Linked DNA regions of Homo sapiens: region 1 is linked to region 2. The links are chromatin contacts, found by Hi-C in ENCODE. All regions are on one chromosome and are shown on one strand. The core of a region is the stretch at or near the end of the contact, and the rest is flanking DNA. Distances in the headings are between cores, read along the strand shown. Region 1 overlaps NTRK2 (neurotrophic receptor tyrosine kinase 2). Region 2 overlaps AGTPBP1 (ATP/GTP binding carboxypeptidase 1).

Region 1 (7,073 bases), core at 1,558-4,057, 830 kb after region 2:
AATAGTAAATACATTCATCAGATTTAGAATATAGATCCTCTGTCTTCCAACTATCATGGGTGATCAAAATAGCCAGACTGGTACAGCCTATTTCAGCAAATAGTTGGTTTTTACCTATGACGCAAGTTTTGGTTTTGAATTTACCATTCCTGTTGTTTAAGGGCCTGTGTGATGGAGGGTGGGAGGAGGAGTGAGGAACAATCCTTTAAAGGACTTCTGTGATATGATTTGCATTTTTAAATCACTGCTAACATCATCTGTTCAGAGGTCTCAGGGGAAGTACAATAAGAGGATAAAGAAGGTGCTTTCTCTAGTGAAATGCATGAACTTGAATTAAATAGAATTTATGACTCTCTGGTTTCTCTCTGTAGTTCCCAACCTCCTAGAGAAAATGAATTCTACTGTATAAATGGGTTCACCAAAAACACTTTATAAATGTTCAGTTCTCAAGGAAACTAAATTGCGAGAAGAAAAAAACACTCACTAAGGATATAAATAAACCCCCTAAGGACTTATTTTTCCCTATTGATCTAAATTAAAATGTTAATAACTCAGATGGATGGTTTTCTAGTATTTTGACTTGTACTGGCTATTAGACACTTTTGTCATCATATGTGGGCATGAATTAGTTGACCAACATTAATTTATTAAACATCTTCTGCCCTCACCCCCTCAGGAGATGTCACTAAAGGGAACAGAGTCCTTAGCTGGCACCTTGCATGTGTGTACCACTAAATAAGTATTTGTTGAGTGTGCAGCATGTGAATGAAGAGTTTTAAATAAGCACAGAGAAAATCGATGTCTGAATGGAGGTCCTCTGTCTCTCCTTTCTTCATACACGTACCCAAATGTACACAGGCACACTCATGTGTCCTCAAAGAGTGACTATCAAACTCTACCCCTGTAACATGCATAATCTAATTTCACTTCCACCACAGCACCATGAAGAAAGAGTACCATTCCCATTGTCCAGAAGATGGAAAGCCAGCAAAGAAAGGTGAGGACTGGAACTAGAGTTAACAATAACATACAGTTTCAAATAGCTGGGAGGAAGATATTGAACATTCCCACTATGAAGAAATGATAAATATTTGAGATGATGGATATGCTGATCTGATCACTATGCATTATTTGTATCACGCATCACTATGTATCTCATAAATATGCACAATTATTATTTCTCAATTTAAAAAATTTAAAGACAGGTGAGACTATTGGAGGTCATACAACTAGTAACCGGCAGTGCTAGGTTTTGAACTCAGACTCATCTGACTCCCCTCTGCCTTTCCCTCAGGCCATACAGCTTCTTTCAACCTTGCTGCCTTTGCCCACAACATTTTTGGGATTCATTTTCTAATCTTACCTTTACAGCCTGCTAATATTAGACTGAGTTATTTGAACTTGATCTAACCCAGTGGCAGTCCCACCTCCCATCACACCCCAGTCTTCCAACCTCCATCTCCTCATGCTGCCAAGTCTTCTTTCTATAGCATACACTTAATTAGGGTACTCCTCCATGCGAAGTCTTTGGGATAAATTCTGTCCATACTGTCAACTCCCTAGCCCCCTTCATGCCCTGCCCCCACAACCCAGCAGTCTCTTCTCCCAATTCTCTACCCCCGTTCTCTGCTCAAGCCAAACCAGACTCCTAGCAAATGTATGAATGCCACACATTTTCTTACACTTTCACATCTTGGGACATAAAATTTCTACCTGGAATCCATCCCTCTCTCTTCTCCATGCTCTTTCCCCAACTCTCACACTCTGCAAATCCCAAAGCCTCCTTCAATGCCCATCTCTGAGGACCATTTTCTAGGCACCTTTCAAACTCTATTTAAAGTATCCACTGACTTCACATTTTCCCTCCAAAGTGTCATTCCCTGGGAAATAGGACCATCTAACCCAATGCCTGATACAGACACATATCTGAAAGTGAATAAAATTAAGTTGAAATCCCTGACAGTAGATACTAACCCTTCAGGGATGAATCTGACTCAGGAAATGTCTGAGAATTATTCAGAGCCAAGTCAAGTAAAGAACGTGAGTGATCAAGCTGGGTAACCCTGTTTAGAGTCCAAAACCATTTCAACAAAATATACATTGCAATACAGACACAAAAATGTGATACAGATACAAAAATACATTGTGATAAAGAGCACTGTCAAGAAGGGAAAGTCAATCCCTAGACACACAAAATGTCCCTTCACAGGTCACCCTTCACAGTTCTTCTAAATAAACATCTGTGAGAGGCAATGTCATTAAGAGCATTTGTTGCATTATATTTTAGGGGTCTCTCATGCTGGGAGGTGGGACAGCGAGAGGACATTCACAGTAGGAGAACAGCCTATTTCTTATCAAAGAAACAAGTTCTGGAATATCTACTGGAAGCTTCAGTAGTTTCTCTTGATCTCTCATATGTGAGAAGTATTGTATATTACACTTCTTACATTTGGGGAAGTCAAGCCCCATTTCCCACCCACTTCAGGACATAAGCCACGGATAACATAAGATTAAGCATCGTGACTTGATGAAAGGTACTGGTTTAAGAAGAATTTCTAAAGAACTGAGTTCCCACCCAGCCATTAACATATCTCTAAGTCCTTTCAAGTTAATAGACAACTTCAGCCTGAACCGTTATACTCCAGAGTGCAATCTCTCACAAATGCTGAGGTAAAGAAACGTCACTGCCTCGGAAAATGTGGCACTTGGTGATATGACAAGTACAATGGTATTTATCAGCCATATCCACGGCTTAATGGACATGAGCCATATCTGAAAAGGGAAAGGGTGATTCAGCCCATTAAGTATGCAGAACATCAGCTTTCAATACAAGATGGCTCTTGATTATTTGTTTTTTTCATTTCCAAAGGCTCCATCCAAGTGGGAAAATTGCAGAGGCAGAAAAAATACCACAGCTTTTCTGCTAGAGCGACAGCCACAGCAAAGCTAGGTATGACGGGGCAGAGGGGAGAGCCGCAGAACGTGCCAGCAACCTCTGCTTCTTCACAGTTCCGTTTCCTATAGAGGGGATACAGCCTCATACTTCACTTTTGCTTTTCCCTTTTCCTGCTTCCTTTTAAATGGTTTTCCAAAGTTTTCTGAGAATTAGATTTCAAGTATGTTCAGATTAGAAATTTCCAAAATAAAGCTTTCTATAAAAACATGAGTCCTGGCAAGCTCACATGCCTGGCTTGGTAAGCATTCCCTATGGAACCAGAGATGGATTGTCTGGCAGTTAACGAGACAAACAACATAAAGTTGTCATTGGTGAAGCTTAAATCCCAAAACCTGCTCCTCTCACCCACTGACGTGTTTGTTTGTGGGTGTGTGTGTTTGTGTGTGTGTGTGTGTGTGTGTGTGTGTGTTTTCTTGGAGGCCATCTTATAATCCTTTAAGCAATTCTCTCTTATACAACTATTTAGTTTTAGAACACCCTCCAAGGTATTATTGAAAATTCCTCCATTAAAAAATCGTTACGAAGAGCCTTGATATAAATGACTTTACTAGCTAAGAGATTCCCAAGCTGAAAAGAAAGACGCTAGAGAAATTGCCATAATAAGGGTTTAGTTAGTTCCTTGTTGAATGTTTTGACCCTCCCAATTTGATGTTATCTTCTATTTACTGCATTTAAATGAAGTATAGACTTAAAAAACTAAAGACACTCTCTAAGCTATGTCAATTATATGCCTACATTGTTCCATCATTACACTTGATATGCTTGTTCTTGTTGTCTGTGGGCCCCCCAAATCAGTGCAAATATTTGCCACTGTTTCCACCAGGGGGCATTCATCTCATTGAAAATAGGTATTGTTTTTAACCGGCAAAGTTAAGAATGTTATACTGAAATGACTAAAATACATTATTTATTAATCTCAAAATTCACATTTTCAACGGGAAGCAAAAAAGGCTAGGTCTTTAATGGGTAATTCTTGAATTAGATGTTTGTATATATGAAAAGTTATTATATGAGTAAGAAAAAAGTATACTTATGATCTGAAAAGTATGATATACCAGAGAATGTTATGAACTCTTAAGAAGCGTCAACAAAACATATACATAAAAACACTCAGCTGTAAGTAGAAATTAATTTTAGAGGTGGTGTTCAGTTGTATGTTCTCCTAAGACATCCTAAAAGTACTAAGACTCCTACAGAGGCAGGAATTGCCCTTTTTCAAAATGCCAGTTTCTCAAAACTCCTATCACCTTTCTTCTGACTGAACCACACAGTTACTTTGTACACATAAGGTTTGGACACCGGAACATACAAACAAGGCTGGCCTTCTCTGCAAAAGTTATGAAGAGAGGAAGAAAAGACAATGGAACATACAAAGACTGCACATTTACCCTTTTGCACCCTGAACCCTGACAGTCTTTTGTATAAAAAAAATTAGTGTGATGTTATAACAAAAAAAAGACTCAAATATAGAATTCCTGACAGAATATTTATCAGAACCATACCTTTTTTCTTTTACTTCCCAAGAAAATATCACAAAGTCTGCCATACCCCTGAAATTATCACTGACCCATCCAAGCCAGAAAACTTCATAGCTCATAGCTTTCTTTTAGAGAGGAAAAAACATCCACCTATGTTTCCATGTATAACCATCTAATATACTAGCTCTTAACTGAGACCTAATCAAGTAGGAACTATGGACCAGTGAGGTCTAGCACCATTCGCTACCCCTGATGGTAGCTTTGAAGGTGTCTCTTTCTCTTTTTACACAGTACCCATGTTAGTATATGAAATGGAAGTGTACACAGAGGGAATCACAGACTCTTAAGGTAAAGTTGCGCAGAGCTGGACCTTGGTATTCCCCTAAGTTTGAACTTCTGCTCCCATCTCACTGCTTGTGCATCTGCCTACGTTGATTTAGGGACTGGCCTGACTAAAACAGAGAAGCTGAACCGGGCAAGATCCCCATCTCCACAACCTATTACAAAATATGTGGAAGTCCGGGAGGTGGATGGTTATTTCATTAGATATTTTGCTTATGTGTTCCATTAAGGCAGGGGTCAGCAAACCTTTTCTGTGAAGGGCCAGAGAGTAAACATTTTAGGTTTTCTGAGACATAAGGTCTCTGTCACAGCTACTCAACTCTGCTGCTGTACCATGAAAGCAGCCATAGATAATCCATAAATGAATGAATGGGGCTGTATTCCAATAAAACTTTATTTACAAAAACAAACAACTGGTCAGATTGAGCCTGGGGTTCATAGTATGACAACTGTTTTAAGGGGATAGCTCAGGTTTTTTTTCTTCCCTTGTACTGGTGGAACTCTAACACGTAGCTCAGACCAAATGTTCCCTAATGGCAAGAGTGTTAATAATCAAAACCAGATTTTTAAGGAAAAAAAAAACCGCAGAGTCCCATTATAATGCCTTATTTTCTAATCATAAAGGCTAGCTGCCAGAAATGCTAACCTGACCCACTAGTGGTGTGGGTTGTTAATGCTGGACGTGTTGGTGGTCCAGAGTATCTTGGTTCCCTTTTAGCATTTCTACCATTTGTTTACTCTTATCAGAAGTAAACAGGAATACAGAAGGAGGCTTCTCCAGAGAGAAAGTCCAGCATGGAATTAAGATTTCAGATCTGACACGTTGAGAAAAGTTCTTCAAACTTGCTCACTCTTTTCTGATCTAATTAAATGCCTCACCTTCTTGATCTTGAACAGTTGAGGAGAAACAATATCATCAGCACACAGCTAAGCCTTTAAACAACCCACAACTACTGTGATGTTCTTGTGTCAGTGTCAAAAAAACAAAAAAAGGTGCAGCAACCCTACGGCATGACATAGCACACCCTCCTCAGAGAATTCTGCCCCTTTTGCAGAACAAGAAAACTCTTTTGAAGCTAATTTGTCTCAGTGTGTCTAGACAAAAATTTGGGACAGACAATACAAAGCCCTCTTTTAAGATTCACTTCTATTTTTGCCTTCACCACAAAAGAAAAGATGAGGGGGTTGGAAACTGATCTCTGCAACATGGCATATGAGTTCTTTGCAATTTGGCCTTAGCCTCAACAGCAAATCTATGTGTTCCATCTCTTTGCTTGTTAATGCATTTGCTTTATGCAGGAGAACAAGCCCCCTTGGACGTGGGTGTGTTTTATAAAAAGAAAAGAAAAAAAAAGTCAAGTGGTAATGGAAGCTCTAAATCAATGTCACCAGGCTTCCAATGGCATTCATGTAGAGCCTTCAGAATGAGCACCTATGTTTGGTGGATTTTTATTATTATTATTGCTTGTTGTTTATTTTTACTCTTGTCCATGTGCCCAGAGACCTTGGCAAGATAAGCATTTTATAAATCTGATAAATAAGTAATTGAAGCCTTCTAATCAATATTACCCAAGGGAGAGGGAAGGAGGCACTCAAATCTGCATTAAAGTCGAGGTCCTCCCTTCTGTTAAATGCTGGGAGAAGAAAAGACCAGCCTGTTAAGGCTATGAAAAGGGCATCTCACTGGGGTGGGCTAAGTGCAGCAAGTTTGCTCTCTCCACATATCCCTCAACATTGAGGAGGGAGAGGACACAGCAGAGAAGAAATCAGTCCACTGTATCAAACTCCACATGACAGGCACGGACACACCAGAAGATAGGGACATTGCACGGTGTCCGTGAAGGCACAGTCCACCAGCGGGAACTGCACAGTTCAGGCAGGAGGGAGGCTTACTCATCATGAGCTTCACTGAAGCTGCAGTGTGTGGGCCACTGTTATATTCTCTGGGAAAATGTTGCTGTCAACACAGCAATAGAGCCCTCCAGAGAGGGACTTTACAGAATCGACAGCCAAACTGAGCCCAGAGGGAATTCCAGGGTAAGTCTCTTGAAGAGGCACAAAGCCTCATTAGTGCAGAGAAGATTTACCATGATCTCAGTCCAACCAACGATGCAGGCACCTTGTGTCCAAAGTTGTAATTCACTACGGTTCTACATATAACCCAAGTATAAGGAATCATCACTGGTTGGTTAAGTCTGAATAACCTCCTGCTTCTCTAAAAATATCAGTGACAATCAGACTGCACCTACAGGCCCTTCCATAGGAGAGAAATAAGCTGAGCTGGTGGCCAATTTATT
Region 2 (6,397 bases), core at 1,874-4,373:
TTTTTTCCAATTTTTTGGTACTTAAAACTTATTTTGTTGTTTTATAATTTTAAAAAGCTGGTTTATTCATTATTTCTATTGGAATTTTTTATACTTATTAATTTCTCTCTTTACCTCTCTGCAGGCTGATTTTTTTTTCTTTTTCTAACTTCTGGTATGTTTACCTAAATTTATTTTTGTCTGTTGATCAAAGTATTTAAGTTTCAAATTTTCTCTTGATTACAACTTCTGTATTTCCCTTTCAAATTTTAATATTAAGATCTCCTTGTTATTTTTTATATTACTTGTATGTAATGTGGTATCCTTTAGATTAGAATTATTTAGGCAAGAGTTTACATTTTAGTTGGTTGTATTATTTTTGTGAAGACTTTTCTCATTCTTTCAAATTTTAATCCATTTTGTTCACTGATGTGGAATTTATGATTTGCAGTAATTTTTTGTGGCTTAATATCTGGTCAGTTTTGTGCTCATGGGCACTTGGAAAATAATATTCATTCTTTTTAGGCAACATAATGTAACATACATTGTTTAGTGAGGAGAAAAAAAAAAAACCTGTTTTTCTTCCTACTACTCACACCACTTCCCACACTTCTGTGCCCAAATGTGTGGGGATTATTTTCTCCACACATTCCAGTTCTTCTACTCTCCAGACACCAACTGGGTGTCCTTCCTACAATTCAGTTATGATACAAACTACCTGGAGTTAGTGCAGACCTCAAGGATTAAGGACTCAGTCTCCCACGACTGCCCCTCACTACAGATGCCAGTCAAAAGTAGTGGGTCCCCAGGTTACCATACTTCTCTCTGACTTGGTTACAAACAGGGGGTCCCATAACCCTCCTCACTTTGATAATTTGCTATGGCAGCTCACAGGACTCAGGGAAACACTGAATTACGATTCACAGTTCATTATAAAGGATAGATTTAAGGATTCAGATGAACAGCCCGATGAACAGGTAGGTCCAGAAGGGTCCTGGGTACAGGAGCTTTTTTCCCCATGGAGTTGGAGTGCCCCACCCTTCTGGCATGTGGATGCATTCATCACTTGGAAGCTCTCTGAATCCCGTGTTTTGGAGATTTTTATGGAGGCTTCATCACATCGATATGATTATTAACTCAGTTTACATCTCCTTTCCTTTCCCTTGAGGATGGAGTTTGGGGCTGAAAGTTCCAAGCTTCTTATCATGACTTGGTCTTTTTGGTGACCAATCCCCATCAAAGAGTACACCAAGAGCTGCCTCATTAGAATAGAAGTTGTTTCTATCACCAGGAAGTTCTAAGAGATTTAGAAGCTCTTTGTCAGGGAGTGGGGTCAAAGACCAAATATTAGAACAAAAGATGTTTCTGGCACCTCCATTGCTTGGGAAATGACAAGGGTTTTAGGAGCTCTGAGCCAGGAACTGGGGGGTAGAGACCAATATATATAGAGAGAGATTTCTTATTATTTCATATTTGGCTGGGCATGGTGGCTTATGCCTGTAATCCCAGCACTTTGGGAGGCTGAGGTGGGTAGATCACAAGGTCAGGAGTTCGAGACCAGCCTGACCAACATGGTGAAACCCCATCTCTACTAAAAATACAAAAAATTAACCAGGCTTGGTGGCACACACCTGTAATCCCAGCTGCTCAGGAGGCTGAGGCAGGGGAATAGCTTGAACTCGGGAGGTGGAGGTTGCAGTGAGCTGAGACTGTGCTATTGCACTCCAGCCTGGGTGACATAGTGAGACTCTGTCCCCCAAAAATATATTGTTTCATATTTAATATTATACATCTATTCAACTTTCTATATCCTTGTTTATTTTTTGTCTTCTCTATCTACCTAAGACTTAAAAATACTTAATAGTCTTTCAATTATGTTGTGTTTCTGTCAAGCCTTCATTTAAAAACTTTTTTTTTCTATTTTAATACAATGTTACTTGGCACACAGAATTTTGTAAGTTTTCCATTTTCCTTTTGCATATCTCTTTAATAGTATAAAATTATCACATTTATCTCATTCAGCATCTTTTGCCTTGAATTCTGTTTTTATATTGGTTTGAATTTGCTTGATGTATGTTTGCTTTTTTTTTCATAAATAAGAGGTTGGATTTTGTTGTTTGATCATTTGTCTTTTAATAGAGGAGTTTAACCTGTTTAAAATTCTTACAATTGATGTGTTTGGGTTTTTATGCTTTCTATTTTTGTACTTCTTTATTGTTTTCTTTATTTTTTATTTAGTGTGACACTTATTTTAGCTGTGGAATCCAAAATGTAAAATGCAAAAAAAAAAAAAAAAAAAGAAAAGCCCCTAAACCACAAGATACAGATCACGAGGCATATTCTGCATTGGATTTTTCAGTCTTGCTCCATCTGCCTTAAGTTTAATAGAGATTCCTTCCAGATTCTGATGATAAGTTGTCTATTGTGAGTTTTCTTCTTATTTCCATGTATTTGTAAGTATTTAACTAGGAAGTTAGTAGAAGCTATGGGAGCTGTTTAGGTAGATGTAATATTTTATTAAACTTATCTTTAGATTTGTTAGGTCAGTACAACATAAAGCAAATCTTGGTTTGTCTTAACATTAACAGAATTAAAAGAAAGGGACCAATATTTTGGTAAACTAGAATTTAACATTGTAAGCAATTATAACTAGCAATAATTCATTTTAAGGGTGGGGGCTGATGACCAAAGAAAGTATGTGCAGTGGAAACTTCTTCATCTGGAGGTATTTATTTAATTGTCAGACATGATTGAAATGAGGAAGTAGTATCAGTTAGGAGAGTAGCTTATTGTCTGTAATTTTTTTTTTGATTGGGGCGTGCCGGTTGGGGTACTATTTAAGTGTTGGATTCTAGAAAATGTGCCCAATAGAGGTCTTGTTCTTTGGCAGTGTCCCCAAAAAGGAACAGGCTGGCAGTTGCTTCTCTTTCAAGTTGTCCTTTTCTTTGAGCTTTTTAAAAGTGATTCTATTGAATACTTAGTGGTTTTCACAAGTGAATGATCTTAAAATTAAGCAGTTTAAAAATATTTATGTTTCACACTGTATTTTCAATTGTAAAGAGAATACTGCCTTTGAAATACTGAATTTGAGAATGTGTGTCACTAAATAGTGCTGTGTCTGTTTCAATCCATCACCCCCTCTTACCCCCCCATTACTTGGAAGGGATTTGCTGAAATTACCACCAGATGGCAGTCTTGCATTTTAGTGACTTGGAGCTTCAGTACCAAGCTTCTCTTTCACTTTCTCTCCATCTTTGTTTCTCTCAGATTTCTGAGGATTTTCAACTGCCTTCTTACATAAATTGAACATGTTTGGAACCAGGCAATAAAGTACAATTTTGGAGTCTAGTCTGTAGCATTCTCACCGCTTTGCCCACGTTAGTTAATTCAAGTCTCCTCTGCCTCCCTAGAATGGATTAGTCCCCCTGACAAATGTTCCTCATACATTTTTGCCTTTTGGGGTGCTCTTTACAGTTTAATATTATTTAGGTGTGTGGCTTTCCTACATTTCCTTCTTCTCTTTGTAATTAGTGTTATACATTGAGGTACTTTGAGACTATCTAAATATCTTGTTCCTTCTCAAGCTTTTAATGTATTATCAGTATAGACTGGGTTTCCTATTTGACTCAATGAGTTATAATTTGTTGCTATCATTATTTATTTTGATATTCAAATTGTCCAGGATTTGGCCAGTGGGATACCATTAATGCTGGTGTGTGTGCCCTTTTGAGATATCCCTGTCATTCCTTATGGGTGCCCTTGCTTTTTGGCACAAGGCCCATCTTGCTTTTCTCTACCCCTGAATGAAATCTGCCATTTCTTCAAAGAGTGCCATTTTACTTTAGTAGTGAATGATGTTTAAAAACCAAGATCTGGCCGGGCGCGGTGGCTCACGTCTGTAATCCCAGCACTTTGGGAGGCCAAGGCAGGCGGATCACCAGGTCAGGAGTTTGAGACTAGCCTGGTCAACATGGTGAAACCCCGTCTCTACTAAAAATACAAAAATGAGCCTGGCACCTGCATGTAATCCCAGCTACCTGGGAGGCTGAGGCAGGAGAATCGCTTGAACCTGGGAGGTGGAGGTTGCAGTGAGCCAAGATCATGCCATTGCACTCCAGCCTGGGCAACAAGAGCGAAACTCCATCTCAAAAAAAAAAAAAAAAAGATCTGTACACTTGGTATACACATTGCTATTGGGTTATTACTGTTTACAAACTATCTCAATGAACAATTAGGGAGTATATTTAATACATACATAATATTTACACAGTAATTCACATTTGTAGTGGTTTCCATATTTGTAGGTACATATTTATGTATGTGTGTATATAATCACACAAACACACATACACTCCATGAGATTATACTTATACCTTAACTTTCGAGCAAATAACACAGGCTTTATTCTTGTTTTCTTTCCATATTTACAACTTTCTTCTCCAACAGAGATAATTTTGGGCCCCACTGTCCGTAATATATTAACTTGTTTGATCAATTCCAGTTTATGTAATAATCTCCCTGTTGTCTATTTGGACAGATGCCTTCCTCCACCCTATTGAGGGTCTGATATCCCAAATTATTCTTCCTTCCATCCTCCTGCGTGGGTTCCCTCCCTGTTTGTTTTTTTCATTTTGTTTGTAATTTCTAGTTTTAGTACACTGTGACCAGAGTTTGTAATATTTCTGTTTTGTGAAATTTGGTGTTGTTTTCCCTGTGATGTAATATATTATCAGTTTTTGTGAATGTATTGTGCTATTGAGAAGATATATTACTTATATCATCTTATATTATATCTTAATATATTATCATCAAATTCCAAGCAAAGAAGATATCTTTGCTTAAAATTTGCTGATAATATATTGTCATATATATTATCAATTTTTATGAATGTATCATGTGCTGTTGAGAAGAAGATAATAAAGAATATATCTTCTTCACATAAGAAGATATATTTTTCATCTGTATCAGGATGAGACATTTGACATTTAGATGTAAAAATTGCCACATTGATTATGTCATTTGGTTCTCTATATTTTGTTTTCTTGTTCAATTGTTCTATCTTATTCTGAGAGTGGTGTTTTGAAGACTATATCAATAGTATGTCCCTGTCGATTTCTGCTTATATCTTCTGTAGTTTCTGCCTTATGTAGGAGGTTGATCTTATCAGATGCATTGATATTAAGTATTATTATATTTTCATTATGAATTGTGACTTTGTCATTATAAAATTCCTCCTTTTTCTCATTAAATATTTTTTATTCTAAAATCTACTTTAAAGATTTCAACCCCAATTCTGTTGTTCCATCCTCTATATCTTTGCTCATTTTACTATTTATAAACAATTTAAAGTTTGTTATATTCTGTCTTCTAGTAATGCTGAAGGCCTGGGTCATGTGTGGTTTTATATGTGCTACTTATTGAATTTATTTATTTCTTCTTTGGTTGGGATGAAAAATCAAATTCTGAGACTGGAGGATAATGGCAGCCACCTGAATCTGAATCTGAAATCGCAGCTGTAATACTAGACGTGTTAGAAGCATGTATTTTTTTCTACGTAGAGTCATTGGGTGTAAATAACATGCAGCTTACGATAGATGCCTTCAGGTTTATTAGAGCTCCACTTTAAACTTTTCTTGTTCTCCTCATCTGTTAAATGAGGGTGTTAACATCAACTCCAACATTTTACAAATCTGTGATTTATAGTACATTAATGATTATGACCTAAAACACCTCATCTTTCTTTGTATTTGCACATAATATTAACCATGTTCTCAATAAAACTTTGGCCTTTACTTGGATATTATTAGGGGCTAGTGCCATTGGCACTCTGGCAATTTAATATTTTGATTATCTATATTTGAGGCAAAAAATTTACAGTTTTAAGCACACTTGTTTTACATACATGAAGGTTTATCCTTTCACTAATGAATAAATCTTGCTCAGATATAGGCTTTCCATACTATATCAGGTTGAATAGACTGGTTTATTGAGTCTGAGTTTACCTCATTTGATTGATTCTTGCTGGGGCAACTTACTTTGTCCAAATGGTTTTTGTTACAGTCAGAATATCCAAATATAGCTAACTTCACTGTGACCAGCATTTAATATGATTGTTTTAAATGTGATATGAGAATACATTGTTTTAAATGTAATGTAATAATAATTGTTTTTTATAACATTAGAACACATGAGACAAATCTAAAGTGCTATTTGACCTTAACTTGAACCTTTCACTACTTTATATAGTTAACTTTTAAAAATTGATACATAATATTTGCACATATTTATGGGGTATATGTGATATTTTGTTACATGTATAGAATGTGTCACAATCAAGTCAGGGTATTTAGGATATCCATCACCTTGATGATTTATCATTTCTGTATGTTAGGAATATTTTAAGTCCTCTCATCTAGCC

What was found. A loop is a pair of places that touch in the nucleus more often than their neighbours do. Pooled maps may share reads with other maps.
Region 1: a loop to region 2 is called in a map of endothelial cell of umbilical vein, with 5 times the contacts of the local background. The contact joins two enhancer-like sites. A Hi-C loop is called at or near these places in 1 of 168 maps with a recorded cell type or tissue (endothelial cell of umbilical vein), 8 of 37 single-sample maps with no recorded cell type and 4 of 50 pooled maps.

The regions. Positions count from the first base shown.
Region 1 is chr9:84,778,330-84,785,402 of GRCh38, reverse strand. The region is part of intron 12 of NTRK2 (neurotrophic receptor tyrosine kinase 2); the gene reads right to left. Among named protein-coding and RNA genes, the nearest start is that of NTRK2, 110 kb to the right of the region's middle. Within about 2 kb of position 2,807, at least 2 of the 41 ENCODE cell types and tissues checked have a DNase peak (open chromatin) inside an H3K27ac peak, as active enhancers do.
Region 2 is chr9:85,607,037-85,613,433 of GRCh38, reverse strand. All of the region lies in intron 17 of AGTPBP1 (ATP/GTP binding carboxypeptidase 1), which reads left to right. Among named protein-coding and RNA genes, the nearest start is that of AGTPBP1, 130 kb to the left of the region's middle. Within about 2 kb of position 3,123, at least 3 of the 41 ENCODE cell types and tissues checked have a DNase peak (open chromatin) inside an H3K27ac peak, as active enhancers do.